Linked DNA regions of Homo sapiens: region 1 is linked to region 2. A link is an interaction called in ENCODE POLR2A ChIA-PET data of the cell type or tissue named here. Cell type or tissue: Panc1. All regions are shown on one strand. Links, peaks and the distances in the headings refer to the core of each region. The heading gives the core; the rest is flanking DNA.

Region 1 (9,422 bases), core at 555-8,554, 110 kb before region 2:
GAAGAAATGAAAGTCTGTCTAACTGCACTTGGGCCTGCAAACATTCTGCTTCGAAGGTGACTGTGCAAACCAGTGGTTACTGGGATGAGGGGAAGCCCACCGTGTCCTCTTTTGCATGCAGTGATTCTATTCTGCTTTAATATTAAGCCTTGCCATGGAAATAGCCAAGCTGAGAGGTGCATTTACTGCTGGAATTAACCAAACTCATTTATAATGGGCATTAGAAAATGTTTCCTGGAGTTGAAGCTACATCTTGCTTATTCTGGGGCACGTGCACGCCGATCTTTGAAAAGGTGCAAAGAATGTGGCCAGCTGTTTTAGTTTTTCTAGGTAGGCATTTCATGTTTTGCCCCCAACGCCCACCCCCCCACCACCCCGCCCCCAGCACAATGGTGTGAGAGGAAGGAATGAAATTTAAACTAAGGGCCCAGGGTGAATGAAACAAGCATATCACGTGACTTCACTTTAGCTGCTTTTCACCGGATGGCTACAAGGTGACGCAGTCATCCTTACTCACTCTAGAGCCAAGGGCTTCCAGCTGGTGGTCCTTGTCCTTGTTCTGACTTTTTAGGTGACTGACCTCTTCCTTTAGTTGTTGAACTTGCTCATCCTTTGCTAATATGTCTTTTTGCAAAGATGACACCATCCCTGTAAAAAAGAAGACTCGCAGAGGTCAAAGAGGCAGTGAGGATGACTGTCATCGCTGCCGCTGTCAACCAGTTTGTGACGAGCCTGGCACTGAGAAGGGAGGTGTCTCCAAGGATCCCAGGAGCTTGAATGGGGTTGAGACCAATATCCACTGCACATCATTTGTTCAAGGTCCCAGTGAGAAGGAGAGGTCAGTCAGTGCGTGTTGCTGGAGACAGGAAACATCTGTCGGGGTGCTGTGGGCATCGGCCCTGCCTGGGAACAAAGGCTCAGCAGAGAGAGGGACCAGGAGGGGCCACGACATGGGCCTGTGGCAGCAAGGGACGTGTTGATTCACACTCATCTGAGTTTGGAAACCGTCTCTAGCACTTACTAGCTCAGTCGTCTTTTTTCTTGAGACAGGGTCTTACTCTGTCACCCAGGCTGGAGTACAGTGGCACGATCATGGTTCACTACAGCCTCGACCTCCTGGACTCAGGCGATCCTCCTGCCTTGGCCTCCCAAGTAGCTAGGACTACAGGTACGTGCCACTATGCCTGGCTAATTTTTGTATTTTTTGTAGACATGGAGTTTTGCCCATGTTGCCCAGGCGGGTCTCAAACTCCCAGGCTGAAGCAATCCACCAGCCTCTGTCTCCCAAAGTGCTGGGATTACAGATGTGAGCCACAATGCCCAGCCTAGCTTAGTGGTCTGAAGAAGTTATTTAACCTCTCATTGTATCTACAGAGTTGTATAAAGAACATAGTAGAGTGGCTAACACATAGTGTTTATTCCCTGCCACCCACAAGTATATGTGGTAGCCAGCTTGCAAAATGGCCCCCATGATCCCTGCCTGTTAGAATACCTGGCCTCGTGTAGCCCCCTCCCACCTGAATAGGGCTGACGTGTGTAACTCATATGGCACTGTGGAAGTGGTGAATGTGACTTCCCAGGGTGAATCATCAAAGATGTTGTGGTTTCTTCTTTGCTCTCCTTGGATCACTCAGTCTGGGGAAAGCCAACCGCCATGTTGTGAGGACACTCAAGCAGCCCTAGGGAAGGACACACATGGTGAGGAACTGAGGCCTCCAGCCAACAGCCATGTGAGCGAGTCATTCCAGAAGGGGATCCTCGAGCCCTAGTCGGGCTTTAGATGACATGACAGCAGTAGCTCCTGCAACCTCGTGAGAGACCCTGAGCCAGACTAAGTCACTCCCAAGTTCCTGAACCACAGAAACCGGGTAAGATAAACATATTTGTTGCTTTTTTGGGATAACTTATGTGACAGCAGATAGTCAATATATTATTGTATTATCACATTGAGAAAAAGTGAGAAGAAGGGTGCATAATGCAGTGGTATTGGGTTATCTCATACGGTCCTTTTCTTAGAAAAACATTCATCCTAGTTTTATTGGTGGGTATCAATCAAGAATCAATCTTTATTGCACAATCAAGGATGTGTAATAAAGAACAACATGATTCAGAATTTCATTGTAAAAATGAGCTTCGTCCGGGGACACAGTTAAGTTCCTTAGAAACAGACTGCTCTCTCTGGGGCTTGCCTGCATGCTTTGTGAGGCGGGACCAGAGTGACCTTTTCTCTAGAATGAATTTGGCTTGAGTCTCTACCAGGTGCCCTGTGTAGTGCAAGGTTGCCCCATTCTGGATGGTGGGAAAGTGAGCTACTCTCAGGCCTACGTGGGCTTCGAGATGGTTCCCTCTGCTCCTCCTGGGTGGTTCCTTCCCTGCCCACATGCACGTGCTCATCACACCTGACTCTGCTGAAGACTTGAGGCGGACCCTCTGAGATCTCCGGGGTGCTCTCCGTGCAGCCCCCTCCCGCCTGGCACGCCACCCAGCAAACTCAAGCTGTGCTGGCTTCTCCACCTCCATCTCCTCAAGTCGGGCTGACCACTGGGCTCTGTCTGGCTTCCCCTCCCTGCTGTGGTCTGGAAACTCTCTCCAGCGCAAGCCAGCCGGGGGCAATCGTAGATTTCATCTTGTTTGTTTCCACTCCCTCCCAGATCATCGTCACATGCTTCTTGGGGCCAATAGATGGAAACCATTATTTCAGACATTTTTTTCTGTTTGTTTGGTTTTTGTTTGTTTGTTTGAGTTGTTTCAGGCAGGTGAGGAAATCCGCACCTTGTTCCTCCATCTGCCTCTCTTCCTGTGGAAGATGGGGTTTGTGATGTGTTGTGATGGCTTCTGTGAGCCTGGGTCACTGTGTGGCCACAATGACCAAAGCCCCTACTGACCCATGATGGGCTCAGGGTGGAAGCAGGAGCTGAACCTGTCTATTGTGAGCCACTGAGACTTGGGGGACTGTTTGTCACTGCAGCGTAACCCGGCCCAGTGCTTCTCGAGCTTAAGTGTGCACAAGCAGCAGCCGGGAGGCTTGTGAAAATGAAGATTCTGATCGGAAGGTCAGGAGTGGGGCCTGAAATTCCCAGTTTCTCACAAGGATCCAGGTGATGCTGATGCTGCTGGTCCAGGGACCACACTTGGGGCCGTGAGAGTGTAGCCCATCCCAGGCCATACCTGAGCCCAGGTCTGTCTGACTCCTTGATTAGAGGAGTGGTGTCTGAGACAGGCTTGTAGCGTGGATGGGGTGTGATGGACAGACGCTGGGGAGGAGGGCAGGGCCCAGCGAGATCCCCCTGGGATGCCTGGTGCCCAGAGCAGCCCTGCCCATAGGGCTCACAAGTATCCAAGAACATTCCATGTTAGGGAAGAACAGAGGTAGAAGCCTGGAGTGGGGAGGGGGACTGCAGAGTGAGGCAGAGGGAAAGCCACGGCCAGGCGGCCTGGGTCCTGCGGAGACAGCGATTGTGTCTGACTCAATGCTACGCTCTGCTTTCACAGCCACGGGCATGTTTCCTGCTGTGCAGGGGGGACTTTAGGAGCAATATGCCCAATCTGGACTCATTCCCTCTCCACCACCTGCTTTTCTCTCTTCCCCCTTTCTCTGTCCATGGCCCTATCATCTGCAGGTCTCGAGACATGCCATTCTCTGCCTTAAAAACCCTAACGTGTCCCATCACACTTAGAAGAAAACCTGAACCCCTCCCATGTAATGTGGCCCTGCCTCCCCCCTGACCCCACCAGGTCCCATAGCCCCTTGTTCCCTGACTCCAGCCACACTCGCCGGCAGTTGATCCAACACCGTGGCTTGGTCCAGCCTCGGGGCCTTTGCACCTGTGCTCTCTGCCCAGCATACCGTTCCCAGGGGCCTCCCGACAGCCCCTCCCACCTCCTCAGAGATATCCCTGCCCAGGCACTAAGCCAGGGATGTCCAATCTTTTGGCTTCCCTGAGCCACACTGGAAGAAGAAGAAGGGTCTTGGGCCACGCATAAAATACACTCACGCTAATAATAACTGATGAGCTAAAAAAAAAAATCGCTAAAAAAAAAAAATCTCATAATGTTTTAGGAAAGTTGAGGAATTTGTGTCGAGCCTCATTCAAAGCTGTCCTGGGCCATATGTGGCCCGCAGGTCGTGGGCTGGACAAGCTTGCACTAAGCTATTCTCCTTCACTTCACCCCCTGAGTGCTTCCCCACCACGGTGTCCAGCTTTATTTCCTCTGGAGCACTGATCTCTCTCTGGTATGGGCTTGTTCATTTATCTTTTTACTTCTTATTGTCTGTCATCCTCTCCCAAGTGTGAGCCCCATGAGCAGAGGGGCAGAGGGATCTTGACTGCTCAGGGCTCTCTCTCCCCAGTGCCTAGAACAGTGCCTGGCATCTAGCAGCTGCTCCATAAATGTGCTGAATGAATGAATGAATGAATGAATCCAGGCTAAGAAACAGCTGTGCCTGGCAAGGGTGGGCCATGAGTTGGCTGCCCCCTTGCCCACCCAAGTTCTTGAGTATCCAGCTACCTCTCAATTAGCAAAATGCTTTCGCTCCGGCCCAAGAGCACCAGTGTGAGATGGGTAAGAGGCTGGGTGCCTTAAACTGGCAACCCCATTTTAGCCACATTCTAGTTTGCATTCACAGCAAACTGGCTCATGGGACTGCCTGAGCTGCAGCTTGTCCTGTGTGTTCCCTGGTGAGGTCCATGCTCAGCAGGCCTTTTAGCTAACAGATAACATTTGCTCAAATATTTATCAAGGGCTCACTCCAAACCAGGCCCTATGCTAGGAACTGGATGGCACATAAACCTCTGAGGGTGAACTCAGATTCATGGACAGGAACTGCCTAAAGGGCTGCTGGGAAGAACTCTGAGGCTGCAGCCAAGTTCAGTAACAAAAAGTATGTGGTTGATTGGTGATGTCTGCTGTGGCCAAGAACAACGGGTGCGGGAGTGGCAGCTCCCAGGCCCGACTCCAAGGGCTCACCTGATGTGATAGCGTTGTCTCTCTTTAAGTTCTCGCCCTCATTCTTCAGGGATGTGATTTCTGAGTTCCGCTCTGACAGGGTCTGGCACAGCACCTTGCTGTAGCCTTTCTGTAGGGCACTGATCTGTGGGAGGAGGTGGCACAGTCAGAGGGGGGCTGGCCCACGTCTGGGAGACACACAGGTACTTCTCACAAGCTTGACAGAAAGATTCAGATTGAGTTTTGGCTGGGGTGTTGGGGAAACCAAGCTTTTTAGTTTTAACCAGTGGAAGGGACAGGGGAGGGCCTGTTCCTTCAAGGACCACCACTTCCTATGTCATCAAAACATGAACCTTATCTTTGTGCCCATAAAGGGGCCCAGGCCTGGCTGCCACTGGGGACACCTGGTTTCTTAATGTGCCTTCTGATGACCTTTGGACTCTCAGCCATAAACAGATCACCTGTTGGTTCCAGGTCGCCCAGTACTGACTGGATACAGAGCAAAGTTCAAGAGAGGGAAGCATGTTATAAAATTAATTCCCTCAAATGATAACAATAGGTTATATCTCACAGAACACTCTAGAACCTACAAAGCCCACTCACAGACACTACTCCTTCAACAGAGCCTCATGGCCTCTCCACAGAAGGCTCCTGGGAATGCTCCCGTATTAGTCTGTTTTCACGCTGTGATAAAGACATACCCGAGACTGGGAAGAAAAAGAGGTTTAGGCCGGGCGCAGTGGCTCACGCCTGTAATCCCAGCACTTTGGGAGGCTGAGGCGGGTGGATCATGAGGTCAGGAGATCAAGACCATCTTGGCTAACACGGTGAAACCCTGTCTCTACTAAAAATACAAAAAATTAGCTGGGTGTGGTGGCGGGCACCTGTAGTCCCAGCTACTCGGGAGGCTGAGGCAGGAGAATGGTGTGAACCCGGGAGGCAGAGCTTGCAGTGAGCCGAGATCGTGCCACTGCACTACAACCTGGGTGACAGAGTGAGACTCCGTCTCCAAAAAAAAAAAAAGAGAAAGAGGTTTAATTGGAATTACAGTTTCACTGGCTGGGGAGGCCTCAGAATCATGGCAGCGGCAAGAGAAAATGACGAAAAAGCAAAAGTGGAAACCCCTGATAAACCCATCAGATCTTGTGAGACTTATTCCCTGTAACTAGAACAGCATGAGAAAGACCAGCCCCCATGATTCAATTACCTCTCCCTGTGTCCCTCTCACAATGTGTGGGAACTCTGGGAGATACAATTCAAGTTGAGATTTGGTGGAGACACAGCCAAACCATATCATTCTGCCCCTGGCCCCTCCAAATCTCATGTCCTCACATTTCAAAACCAACCATGCCTTCCCAATAGTCCCCCAAAGTCTTAACTCATTTCAGCATTAACCCAAAAGTCAAAGTCTCATCTGAGACAAGGCAAGTCCTTCCCGCCTATGAGCCTGTAAAATCAAAAGCAAGCTAGTTACTTCCTAGGTACAATGGGGGTACAGGTATTGGGTAAATACAGCCATTCCAAATGGGAGAAATTGGCCAAAACAAAGGGGTTACAGGGCCCATGAAAGTCTGAAATCCAGCAGGGCAGTCAAACTTTAAAGCTCCAAAATGATCTTTTGACTCCAGGTCTCACATCCAGATTACGCTGATGCAAGAGGTAGGTTCCCATGGTCTTGGGCAGCTCCATCCCTGTGGCTTTGCAGGGTACAACCTCTCTCCCAGCTGCTTTCATGGGCTGGCGTTGAGTGTCTGCGGCTTTTCCAGGAGTACGATTCAAGCCATTGGTGGATCTACCATTCTGGGGTCTGGAGGACGGGGGCCCTCTTCTCACAGCTCCACTAGGCAATGCCCCAGTAGGGACTCTGTGTGGGGGCTCTGACCCCACATTTCCCTTCCACACTGCCCTAGCAAAGGTTCTCCATGAGGGCCCCGACCCCACAGCAAACTTCTGCATGGGCATCCAGGCATTTCCACACATCTTCTGAAATCTAAGCAGAGGTTCCCAAACCTCAATTCTTGACTTCTGTGCACCTGCAGGCTCAACACCATGTGGAAGCTGCAAAAGCTTGGGGCTTCCACCCTCTGAAGCCACAGCCCAAGCTCTATGTTGGCCCCTTTTAGCCATGGTTGGAGTGGGTGGGATATAGGGCACCAAGTCCCTAGGCTGCACACAGCATGGGGACCCCGGGCCTGGCCCACAAAACCACTTTTTCCTCCTGGGCCTCTGGGCCTGTGATGGGAGGGGCTGCTGTGAAGGTCTCTGACATGTCCTGGAGACATTTTCCCCATGGCCTTGGGGATTAACATTAGTCTCCTTGGTACTTATGCAAATTTCTGCAGCTGGCTTGAATTTCTCCCCCAGAAAATGGGTTTTTCTTTTCTACTCCATCATCAGGCTGCAAATTTTCTGAATTTATGCTGTTTCCCTTTTAAAATGGAATGCTTTTAACAGCACCCAAGTCACCTTTTGAATGCTTTGCTGCTTAGAAATTTCTTCTGCTGGATACACTAAATTATCTCTCTCAAGTTCAAAGTTCCACAAATCTTTAGGGCAGGGGCAAAATGCCACCATTCTCTTTGCTAAAACATAACAAGAGTCACCTTTGCTCCAGTTCCCAACAAGTTCCTCATCTCCATCGGAGACCACCTCAGCCTGGGCCTTATTATCCATATCGCTATCAGGCTTTTTGTCAAAGCCATTCAGCAAGTCTCTAGAAAGTTCCAAACTTTCCCACATTTTCCTCTCTTCTTCTGAGCCCTCCAAACTGTTCCAACTTCTGCCTGTTACTCAGTTCCAAAGTTGCTTCCACATTTTCAGGTATCTTTTCAGCAATGCCCCACTCTATTGGTACCAATTTACTGTATTAGTCTGTTTTCACACTGCTGATAAAGCCATACCCGATACTGGGAAGAAAAAGAGATTTAATTGGACTTACAGTTCCACATGGCCGGGGAGGCCTCAGAATCATGGTGGGAGGCGAAAAGCACTTCTTACATGGCGGCGGCAAGAGAAAATGCGGAAGAAGCAAAAGCGGAAACCCCTGATAAAACCATCAGATCTCATGAGACTTATTCACTATAACGAGAACAGCACAGGAAATACTGGCCCCCATGATTCAATTACCTCCTGCTGGGTCCCTCCCACAACATGTGGGATTTCTGGGATACAATTCAAGTTGAGATTTGGTGGGGATGCAGTCAAACCACATCAGCTCCCATTTTGCAAGTGAGGAAATCAAGACTCAGAGGGGTGAGGTTGCTTGCTTGGGATTGCACGGATCAGTCGGTGGTAGAGTTACGATCCAAATCCAGGCTTTAGTTGCCTGCTTCCAGTTCTTTCCACGTGGCTCTAGGAACCAGCATTAACAGCCTGAGGCCGTGGAGCATGGTAGGGACTCAGGAGCCAGACTGCCATCTGCAAAATCCGTCTCTGTGTGAAGGTAGGGAGGACACCAATTCTGTCCCATTTTTTTATTCTGTAAGTGTGGTGACAGTCGTAATTTCAGGGTTGTTGAAAGCATTTTCATAAGTTAGTACATGTAAGAGTACATAGACCATGCCTGGCTCCCCACATAGACACTAGCTCTGATTATTCTACGGTGCGTTTTAGCTTCTGCTTCTCTTGCCTGTCTCCAGGAAGGTAGACTGATAGTATTTTTGTGTGCATTTGTAAGCCTTGCCTAGGCTCACTTAAACACCAGTGTGATTGTTATTAAGAGGAGTGCAAGAATCCCTGTTAATCATCTCATCGTGTTGCAGGCATATCATAAGATATGACAGGGTGGGAGTCGGGGGGGACCCCGACAATGCAGATACGGTGTGCCCTGCACCTGGCCACCAGGTGGCGCTCACAGTCTGTTTTTAGTGTCTGTCCCTGAAAACCTTGTGGCTATGACTCGGTGGTAGAATTAACAGAAGGATCAAGGTTTCACAATTTCTACGGCCCATTTCGTGCACCAGTCACATCTTCCCTGGGGCATCTGAGACACTGGAGAAGGGGTGCTCACTAGAAGATGGAGGGACATGGGCTGCAATGTCCCAACCCTCTCCAAGGCCATACTTGCGCAGGTCTCCACTTCGGAAACTTGGAGTGAAAAAAATTATTTCACCTCTTCCTGTTTTCTGTGGGGACATGCAACTCTCCCATAAAAAGGCACTTGGAATTTTTTTTTAAAAAAGTTACAGCTCTTCTCAGCTTAATGCTTTTGTTTGTATACCAGAGGCACAACACAGAGAGAAACTTCCAGAAGGGATGGGAAAATACATCCCCCAGACTCCAGTGCTGTCTGACAGATAGGAAATGTTTCAATCTAAGTACCAGAGCTTTAGGATATCAGACTGTGGGAAAACTCCAAGTAGTCTTCAAACATCTTCATCAATTTCATGACCAAAATAAATATCCATATTGTCTATAATTGGCATAAATCCCCAGGTGTTAGTGCCTATTACACTGTGTAATAAAATGGGCACTGG
Region 2 (9,422 bases), core at 739-8,738:
ATCTGCCTGCCTCAGCCTCCCAAAGTGCTGGGATTACCAGGCATGAGCTACTGGACCTGAACATTTCTTTTAAAATGACTTGTTGAAGATTTTGATTTAAACAATTCCCGGTTCCCCTACTGTATGCCAGGAGCTTTGGGGGATACCGAGATACATGAGACAGACTTTTACAATCCAGCAGGAAGACAGGCGATTCTGCCTAACAGAAGGGAAGTCAGCGTCAGAGAAAGCATCAATGTGTGTTGAATGCCAATTCTGTGCCAGGCCCTCTGTGGAGCTCTTTATGTGCATCATCATTTAATAGTTATTGGTTCTATTTTATAGATAAGGACACAGGTTCCAAGACGGAAAGTAATTTTTCTAAGGTCACACAGTGAGTACGAGGCAGGGGTAGGGTACGCCTGATCCTAAAACCCACACTTTTAAACACCAAGTAGCACTGCCAAAATGGAGCGTGTCTGAAGAGCTTCCAAAAAGAATGACGGATTCAATTTGAGGAGGGCAGGGAGAAGGAAGATACGCATGCAGCTCTGCAGGGCCTTGAGGCCTCTGTGGCCTTCCTGTGGGTGGAATTTGGGGGTAAGAGATCAGGATATTCCAGGGTGAGGGCTCAGCCTCAGTAATCCCACAGCGATGGGAAAGTGGGCATCTTCCAGAATATGTCATGGCTTGCAGAGAAAAGAGGCAGCTTCCCTCCCCGACTCCAAACACAAGCTGTCGGTGCATTGTATAAAACCTGACATCACCAGGGTCCTTGCTAATCCACGTAAGTGTTGGAGAAATTAAGGAAGACAAGTTCATCTTGAAGACTCAAGGGACCAGAAGCAGAAGCAGCGAGTTCATGAACCATACATCTTTTCTTGAGGCACTTGACATAGTGTCTTTCTCTAAGCAGGTGGCTGGTGTCCAGCCTTATTTAGAAGGCTGGCACGGGGGACCCAGTCACATTCAGTATTTCTTGGGAAATGTGACATCTCACATTTCAGAGACTTCCTCTGCCAGGATAGCACTGAGGGATGCAGATCTCCTGTCCCCGTCAGCCCAATGTGAGTCTGACACCTCGAACCTTCTCCAGGTTCTGGCCATCGGTGTCTCTGGGGACAACAGCAGCAGCCCCCCGACCCTGGCAAACAAGGCTAAGCACAGGCTCTGACCATCAGCCAGACCCCCAGTACTCTAGTCCCCCAACCCCCAGCACATAGTTAGGGCACTGACACCCCAGGCACTTTACACAATTTAGCTCATTTATCCCACCCAACAGTCATATAAGGGAGGTACTGTCATCCCCACCTCTGTCCATTTTATCAAGGAATACGCTGAGGCACAGAGGTGGAGAAACTTGCCCAAAGTCTCAGTTTAGTAAGTGGCAGCGCCTGTCCACAAAGCCCCTTGTTTAGGCCGTCCTCATTCACGGAGCAGCAGAAAAGCCAGCCTTTCCACCAAGGCAGGGCAGAGTTCCCATCAATGAGGTCTCGCTCTCTCACCCAGGCTGGAGTGCAGTGGCGCGATCTTGGCTCACTGCAACCTCTGCCTTCCAGGTTCAAGTGATTCTCCTTGACTCAGCCTCCCAACTAGCTGGGATTACAGGCGTGCGCCACCACACCCGGCTAATTTTTGTATTTTTAGTAGAGACGAGGTTTCACCACGCTGGCCAGGCTAGTCTTAAACTCCTGACCTCAGGTGATCCGTCCGCCTCGGCCTCCCAAAGTGCTGGGATTACAGGCGTGAGCCACCTCACCCAGCCTAGGTGGACAACTTTGGAGGCTCAGCCCTGGAATCTGAAGAGTGGGAGGACTGGGGGCCTGGAAGAGAAGCTGGAGCCTGTCCCACGTTGCTGCCTGTGGTCAGTGTTCCTGGTGGCCAGCCAGGCTTGTGTGAACCTCGGTGCCATCTGGACTCAGCATTTGTCCTTGTGTGACAGGCAGTTCTGGACACTGACTGGACTCATTTAGTTTGTCTTCCCCAAGGGGCATTTTGCAGAAAAAAGGAGAGAAGTCACAGATGAGAATTTATCAAATCAGGGACTGCAGAGGGTGCTGGTGAGTATCCACTCCACCTGTTATGCCGTGGGACTGGGAGCCTGGGCTCCAGATCAGAGGCCGGGTTTGTATCTCAGCTCTGTAACTTAGTAATTACCTAGACAAGACAATTCTTAGGGCTCTCAGTCTCAGCTCTGTCATCTGTACAAAGTAAATTTTACTGGGATCTACCTCACTGGGTTTATAAGTGACGAGCTCAGAGTTTTGATTACAGGTGTTTATTCATTTACCTAACACAATATTAACTGAGCACCTACTATGGACCAAGTCCTGATCTAAGCACTGAGGACATAGAAACAATCAAAACAGACAGAAGGCCTTGTCCCCATAGAGCTCACATTAGAGTCTGTGGTATGGTAGCAGGTAATACAAGCTAAAAGAAAATAACAGAGCTGTGGGTAGTGATTTTAAAAACAGGCCAGGTGTGGTGGCTCATGTCTATAATCCCAACACCTTGGGAAGCCGATGCGGGTGGATCATGAGGTCAGGAGTTCGAGACCAGCCTGACCAACATGGTGAAACTCTGTCTCTACTGAAAAAAAAAAAATACAAAAATTAGCCGGGAGGGGTGGCGCACGCCTGTAATCCCAGCTACTCGGGAGGCTGAGGCAGGAGAATGGCTTGAACCAGGGAGGCGGAGGTTGCAAGTGAGCCGAGATCACGCCACTGCACTCCAGCCTGGGTGACAGAGCGAGACTCTGTCTCAAAAACAAAAAACAAAAAACGGTGGCCAGGTACACAGTCACCAAGAAAATGATATCTGAGCAGAGATTTGAAGGATGCGAGGGAGGAATCACATGAATACCTGGGGAAGAACATTCCAGGCAGAGGAGGGAACCACAGAGCCAAGGCTCTAAGTCAGGAGCCTGCCCAGCACTTTTCAGGGACCATAAAGCTGAAGAATCCATGAGTGAATACATTGAGGGCCTTGACCCAATGCCCTGCAGACAGTAGCTGCTCTAATTGTGCCAGAAATCCTTTAAAGGCCTATGGAGGCAGGTGGGCGTCCATTAATCTTTACAGAGGCCCAGAAGGGGTCAGAGACTAACTGAAGGCCATTCAAGTTAGGGGCAGAGAAGAAGCGGGGTCCTGCACAGGGTTCTTTGCTGCTCACCACCCTGTGTTTCTTGGAATTTGGGAACAGGCACATGGGAGGCTGAATCGTGGTCTTCAAAGATATCCGGGTCCTAATCAAAATTTGTAACTTCTAGCCTATATGGAAAAAGTGCCTTTTTGGACATGATTAAGTTAAGAATCTTGAGATGGGGAGATTACGTTGGATCATCCAGGTGGGCCCAATTTGATGAGTAGTAGCCTTATAAGAGGGAAGCAGAAAGGTCAAAGGAGGAAGCAGGAGATGGAATCATGGAAGCAGGAGGATGTGAGGAGAGAGTCACAAGTCCAGGGATGCAGGTGCCTCCAGGAGCTGGAAAAGGCAAGAAGACGCATGCTCTCCTAGAGCCTCTGGAGGAACCAGCCCTGCCCACATTGTGATGTTAACCCATGAAACTGAGGCTGGACTTCTGGCCTCCAGAACACATTTATTGCAAGACAATAAATGTGTGTTGTTTTCAGCCATGAAGTTTGGGGTAATTTGTTATGGCAGACCCAGGCAACTCCTGCAGGTGGCATTCCCGTTCACACCTGTGTATGGTGCCTGCCAGCACAGACTGTTTACCTACTCAATAGCTGATTTGATTAGGCACAGTTTCTCAATCCTGATAAAACCAATCGCTTGGTGAATTATGCGCCCTTTCCTCGTGTGGCCAGGTTGGAGGGAGGCTTGGCATGGCGGTGCTCCTCTACCAAGTTTACATTTTAACCCAGGATTCTGCTAACGAGCCAAGTTTACACTTGTTCTAACATTGCTGGGACCAACAAACTTGATAAAGGTATTCTCGTGCTTGAGTCAGCAGGCACCCCACTTCCTGGGGGCTCAAAACTGCAGTTCCAAAGTGCTGACGACAGGACAAGACTGACGTTTACTTTAAGTACTCATTATATGAGGGCTTTTAAGCCAAAAGTCGAGGTACGTGAAGCAGACAGCCAGCCCTCTGCAGGCCCACGAGTCCTGCAGAAGCAAGCCCTCTGTGTTCCCAGACTTTTCTTAGACCAGCTCTGATTCTGGAGATTAGGACGCCGTTTGAGAAAGTTTGTCCTGCCCATATCTGGACATTTTCTTTTTTAGCCACCGCAATGCTGTCTCTGTAGAAGTGGTTCCCAAACCTGCTGCCAAGAGCTCTTTTGGTATTGAGCCGAGCTTGTCCCCCTCCCCTCGCCATTCCCCGTTCCCTCATCTCCACTTTATACCTGACTTTCCTACTCGAAGCATCTTAGCCAGAGCTGCTTTCTCGAGTCCTGGGTTTCCTTCCTGTCTTCGATTTTTAGGAAGTCACTTGTCACACTTGATTCTTTTTCCAACTGTTACATTTCGGAATTGTGGCAACTACAGTGAACATTCTCCTAAGCTCCTATGAAATGCCAGTGCTGGGTGCCTTACATGCCTTTATTATTATTTATTACTTATTATTACTATTAATTTTATGTATTCCATTTTTAAATTTTATTTATACAATTTTAATACTCATTATATATTTACTTTTCTTTATTAATTTTATGTATTCTGTTTTGTTTTTATTTATAAAATTTTAATATATTTATTTTTCTTAACGACCTATTACGAATATTATTTACTTAATATAATCACAGTCTAATTTCTCAGTTATTTATTACCATGCTTAAACTTCCCAAGCTGATGAAAAAGTTTCTAGAATAAGCCCCATTTCACAGAAGAGGAGCCTGTAGTTAGGGAAGTTAAGAAACTTGCTCAAAGTCACACAGTGAATGGTGCAGCAAAGATTCAAACTAGACACGACTCACTCCGAGTGATTAGTTTTATCTGGATGAAGGAATTGTGCCCAGTCAAACCAACTATTGGGTAAGTAAACAGCCTGCGTGCTGGCAGGTGCCATATACAGGTGTGAGGCACCTGTGGCACACTCCACTGCCTGGTGCCTCCCGGGCCCCCCACTCCCACGAAGAGATCCTCCCTGTGCTGCGGCTGACAGAAACTTTCCCTAGGTCAGTTTCAGTCTCTGTGGTCAGGAGATACAATTCCCTGTTTTTCTTAGTGTCGTTTTTCCCTTCATGAAAACCAGCTTCCCCAGTGTGAGTCATTCAGTCCCCTGCAGCTCTGATACTCATCTGGATGTGTTGTAAATAATTGACGCTGAGATGTTTAATCATAAAACTGGAATTAAGGTTAAAAGGGGACAGCTTGCAGGGAAGGGGAGGGGAAGAGAGATTAAGAGCTTGTATTAGTTTGCTGGGGCTGATATAACCAGTACCACAGTCAGGGTGCCTGAAACAACAGAAATCTATTTTTTCACAATTCTATAGGCTGGAAGTCCAAGATCAAGGTTGGTTCCTTCTGAGCAAGGTTGGTTCCTTCTGAGGCCTCTCTCTGTGGCCTGTAGATGGCCACCTGTTCCCTCTGTCCTCACGCGGTTGTCCCTCCGTGTGTGTCTCTGTCCTAATCTCTCTCTTTTTTTTTTTTTTTTTTTTTTTTTGAGACAGAGTCTCGCTCTGTTGCCCAGGCTGGAGTACAGTGGCATGATCACAGTTCACTGCAGTCTCGATATCCCAGGCTCAGGCAATCCTTCTGCCTTAGCCTTCTGAGTAGCTGGGGACTATAGGTGCATGCCACCAAGCCTGGCATTTTTTTGTAAAGATGGAGTCTCCCAGTATGGCCCAGGCTGGTCTTGAAATCCTGGGCTCAGGAGATCCTCTTCTCACAAGGACACCAGTGATATTGGATTAGGGCCCACTCATATGACTTTACTTCACCTTGATCCCCTATGTAAAGGCCTTATCTCCAAATGCAATCCCATTCTGAGTACTGGGGACAGGGGGCTTCAACAAAGGAATTTGGCGGGGGACGCAATCCAGCCCACATTTGCTTCGCTTAGGCCCTCTTTCCCACTGGGTAATAAAAAAGATCTACCCTGGGCCGAGTGCTCACAACCTCCACGGTATTGCTAATATGTTTCACACATCATCTCCCAGCAGCCCCGGGAAGGAAGTGCTACGGTCCCCACTTCGCAGAGAAGTCAGGGCACAACAGCTCACAGGAGGGAACTAAATCCCACCTCTGCCCAGCAGCAGCTAGGATACAATATTGGTCTCATAGGGTTGAGGGGTGAGCGTGTTATCCACGTGGAGGGTTATCCAACAGAGTGTTTGGCTGGCTGTGTGCAGGTACCACAGGGAAAGTATATCATTTCAGAGCTGGAGGGCCCTGGTGACAGAGAAACATGGAGACTGGGGAGATGGGAGACTATGGCAGCTGAAGGCAAGGACCCTGGCATGCATCTGCTTCAGTAGCTGCTCCTTACGCCTCTCAGAATCTCAGTTTCCTCTTCTGTGTTTGGTGCTGCCAAGACATGATGCTGCAGGGAAAGCTGGCATTATGATTCCCCCAACCCGTGGCTAGCCCACCCTCACAACCACCTGCCCCCCTGGGTTTTAAAATCTCTGTGAACTGACCGGGTGTGGTGGCTCATGCCTGTAATCCCAGCACTTTGGGAGGGCAAGGAGGGTGGATCAGCTAAAAGTCAGGAGTTTGAGACCAGCCTGGCCAACATGGTGGGACCCCATCTCTACTTAAAATATAAAAAATCAGCCAGGCATGGTGGCGTGCGCCTGTAATCCCAGCTACTCGGGAGGCTGAGGCAGGAGAATTGCTTGAACCCAGGAGGCGGAGGTTGCAGTGAGCTGAGATTGCGCCGTTGCACTCCAGCCTGGGCAACAAGAGTGAAACTTCGTCTCCAAAAAAAAAAAAAGTCTCCGTGAACTAAAAAAAGACACAATCGACTTTCTTCACAGCCAGCATGGCATTATGGCATTCAGAAGTGGCCTCACTGTCTATAGAGAAGCCCTGGTGAAACTTCCATGCTGGAAAACGATTTCACAGGGCTCAGTGGGCACATCTTGGGTGTTTTTCCCCTCTGCCACGTCAATCTGTAAACACCAAGCAGGTCCCAGCTAAGGGCCGGAAACGGGGTTGACCTCCTGAGGAATGCACCAGAGAGATCTGGCCAAGGTGAGATGTCACCTGCCCGGCACAGCTCACCTCCAAGCACAGTGAGCCTGCTGCTCTTTCCTCCTTCTCCCTGTGCTGGAGGGAAAGAAAAGAGAGCGTGCCAATTCACTGGTCTGATGTTTTCATTTGGTCGGCAGGGTGGCTGAGTTTTGCCAGTTGGCCAGGTGGGGTGGCTCACGCCTGTGATCCCAGCACTTTGGGAGGCCGAGGCAGGCAGATCACTTGAGGTCAGGAGTTCAAGACCAGCCTGGTCAACATGGTGAAACCCCGTCTCTACTAAAAATACAAAAATTAGCCAGGCGTGGTGGCGGACACCTGTAGTCCCAGCTACTCGGGAGGCTGAGGCACCGAGAATCACTTGAACCCGGGAGGCAGAGGTTGTAGTGAGCTGAGATCACGCTACTGCACTCCAGCCTGGGCAACACAGTGAGACTCTGTTTCAAAAAATAATAGTAATACTAATTTTGCCTATTTGTGGTTCCCAATATCCGTGTTCCCCTTCCTCCATAGTAAGCTGATGCTCGGCTTTCCGTGGCTTCCTAGAATAAAGATAGCAGTACCCAGCCTCTTAGGCAGCTCACTAGCGGTTGCATGTGACTAAGTTCTGGCCAATGGGATATAAGCAGGGTGTGTATAGGGGGTGGGGCACATTCAGGAAGGGAAACATGTTAAATGAGGAGACATGTCTCCCCCTGCTTCCCACTTCCTATTGGTTCTAGTGCAGATGTGATGGTTGGAGCTCAAGCAGCCATACTAGGATGTGAGGTAGAGACTGGCAGAGCAGCAAGATAGAAGGAGCCTAGGTCCCTGAGGATCACGGTGCTGCCTTTTCAGCCCTGGACTGCTGACCTCTGGACTCTGTTTACATAAGAGAAAAATAAAGGTTTATCTTATTGAATCTGCTTTTTTTTTTTTTTTTTTGTCATGTATAGCCAAAGCTACGCCTGTCCACACAGGCTGAGAGGTTCACGGTTGTGGGAGGAAAGGTGGTGGCTGGCTGGGTGCAGATACCACAAGGAAAGGGACATAGTTTCAGAGCTGGAGGGCCCTGGTGACAGACACAGCGAGATCAGGGAAGTGGAGGGCTACGGCAGCTGAAGGAAAGGACCCTGGTGTGCATCTGCTTCACTAGCTGCTCCTTCCACCACTGAGAGCCTCGGTTTCCTCATCTGTAAAATGGCAACAATGATACCATCCCGACAAGAGAGTACACAGAGCCTGTGCCCATAATCGGAGCACTGGTCACAACACACACTTAGCAGGAATGAGGTGAGTGATTCAGTACGGGGCTTTTGGAGAGAGCCTCAGTACGGGGCTTTTGGAGAGAGCCTCAGCCAGAAGCAGGGTAAGAAGATGGCCTGGGTAAAGATGCAGAGAAGGCCTCTTCAGTCAGAGAGGCCGGGAAGCCCTGAAAACGCAGGGTCCAAAGGTCACAGGAGGAGGTGTCCAACAGGGAGGGGCACCGGTCAGTCTCAAGCGCCCCAGAGAAGTTGAGAGGATGCTGTTGTTTTACCTGCCCAGCAGGCACTCCTAACCTGCTGGGAACAGTGCCTGGTTTTCCTTCTCTAGGGCCCTCCCCATTCTCAGTCCATATGACTTTGATTCTGGCTCAAGGGGCAGGCACATGCCCAGGCCTGGCCAATCAGGGCCTCCCACACTCTGGGGCACAGTGATAATTTCAAGACGGACACGTAACCCACACTGGGCCAATGAGTTTCAAATTTTAACTTTCCCTGGAATTGCTGAGAAAGAGACACTCCTCCATTGCATAGGCAGCTCAGAGCATTGGGCAGAGAAAGCCTGCCTGGGAATGAATGAACACAGCAAAAAGCAGAACCAAACGGCAGGGAGTGAGTCCTCATGGCACTGTTTGCAAACCTGGATCCCGCTGTGTCTGAAGAACCCTGGAGGGCTGAGTGATAAGAGCTCATTCATTACACTGAGTTTTCTGTCTCCTGCATTTGAAAGAGTCCTAGAATGCCAAAACTAGAAACTGAATTCTAGTCAACACTTATCTTTAGAATTCTGCACTACATCCCAGGGCCAACTAGCTGAATTAATAGGTGACTTGAAATTATGTTGTCACTGTTGTTTAATGCACATACTTGTTCATAAGTCTTTTTAAATTGGAAACTGGGAAAACAATTTTTTTGAAATGACATGTAAAATTGGATGGTCATTCTGGTACCAGTCTGGAAGCACTTAATTCAATAAAATTAAAGGGCTGGGTACAATAGTTCATGCCTGTAATGCCAGTGCTTTGCGAGGCTCAAGTGGGAGGA

Evidence for each region. ChIA-PET counts read pairs that join two places held together with the same protein. Peaks named below come from ENCODE experiments on the same cell type or tissue, not always from the same donor. Only the 100,000 strongest peaks of a DNase experiment are listed, where the experiment ranks them.
Region 1: POLR2A ChIA-PET joins it to region 2 with 15 read pairs; 2 of 35 experiments call an interaction of 5 or more read pairs at or near these places.

Annotation. Positions count from the first base shown.
Region 1 is chr1:15,304,283-15,313,704 of GRCh38, reverse strand. It overlaps FHAD1 (forkhead associated phosphopeptide binding domain 1), which reads right to left. Exons shown (of 34, transcript NM_001391957.1): 7 at 4,969-5,092; 8 at 518-648. Among named protein-coding and RNA genes, the nearest start is that of FHAD1-AS1, 35 kb to the left of the region's middle. RefSeq lists an enhancer at 7,636-8,835. In Panc1, for the core only: no CTCF peak of the experiment used is centred there; no DNase peak of the experiment used is centred there.
Region 2 is chr1:15,196,594-15,206,015 of GRCh38, reverse strand. The region is part of intron 1 of TMEM51 (transmembrane protein 51); the gene reads right to left. Among named protein-coding and RNA genes, the nearest start is that of TMEM51-AS2, 30 kb to the right of the region's middle. RefSeq lists enhancers at 585-754, 1,123-1,678. In Panc1, for the core only: no CTCF peak of the experiment used is centred there; a DNase peak (open chromatin) is centred at 5,249; H3K4me3 peaks cover 602 bases; H3K27ac peaks cover 944 bases.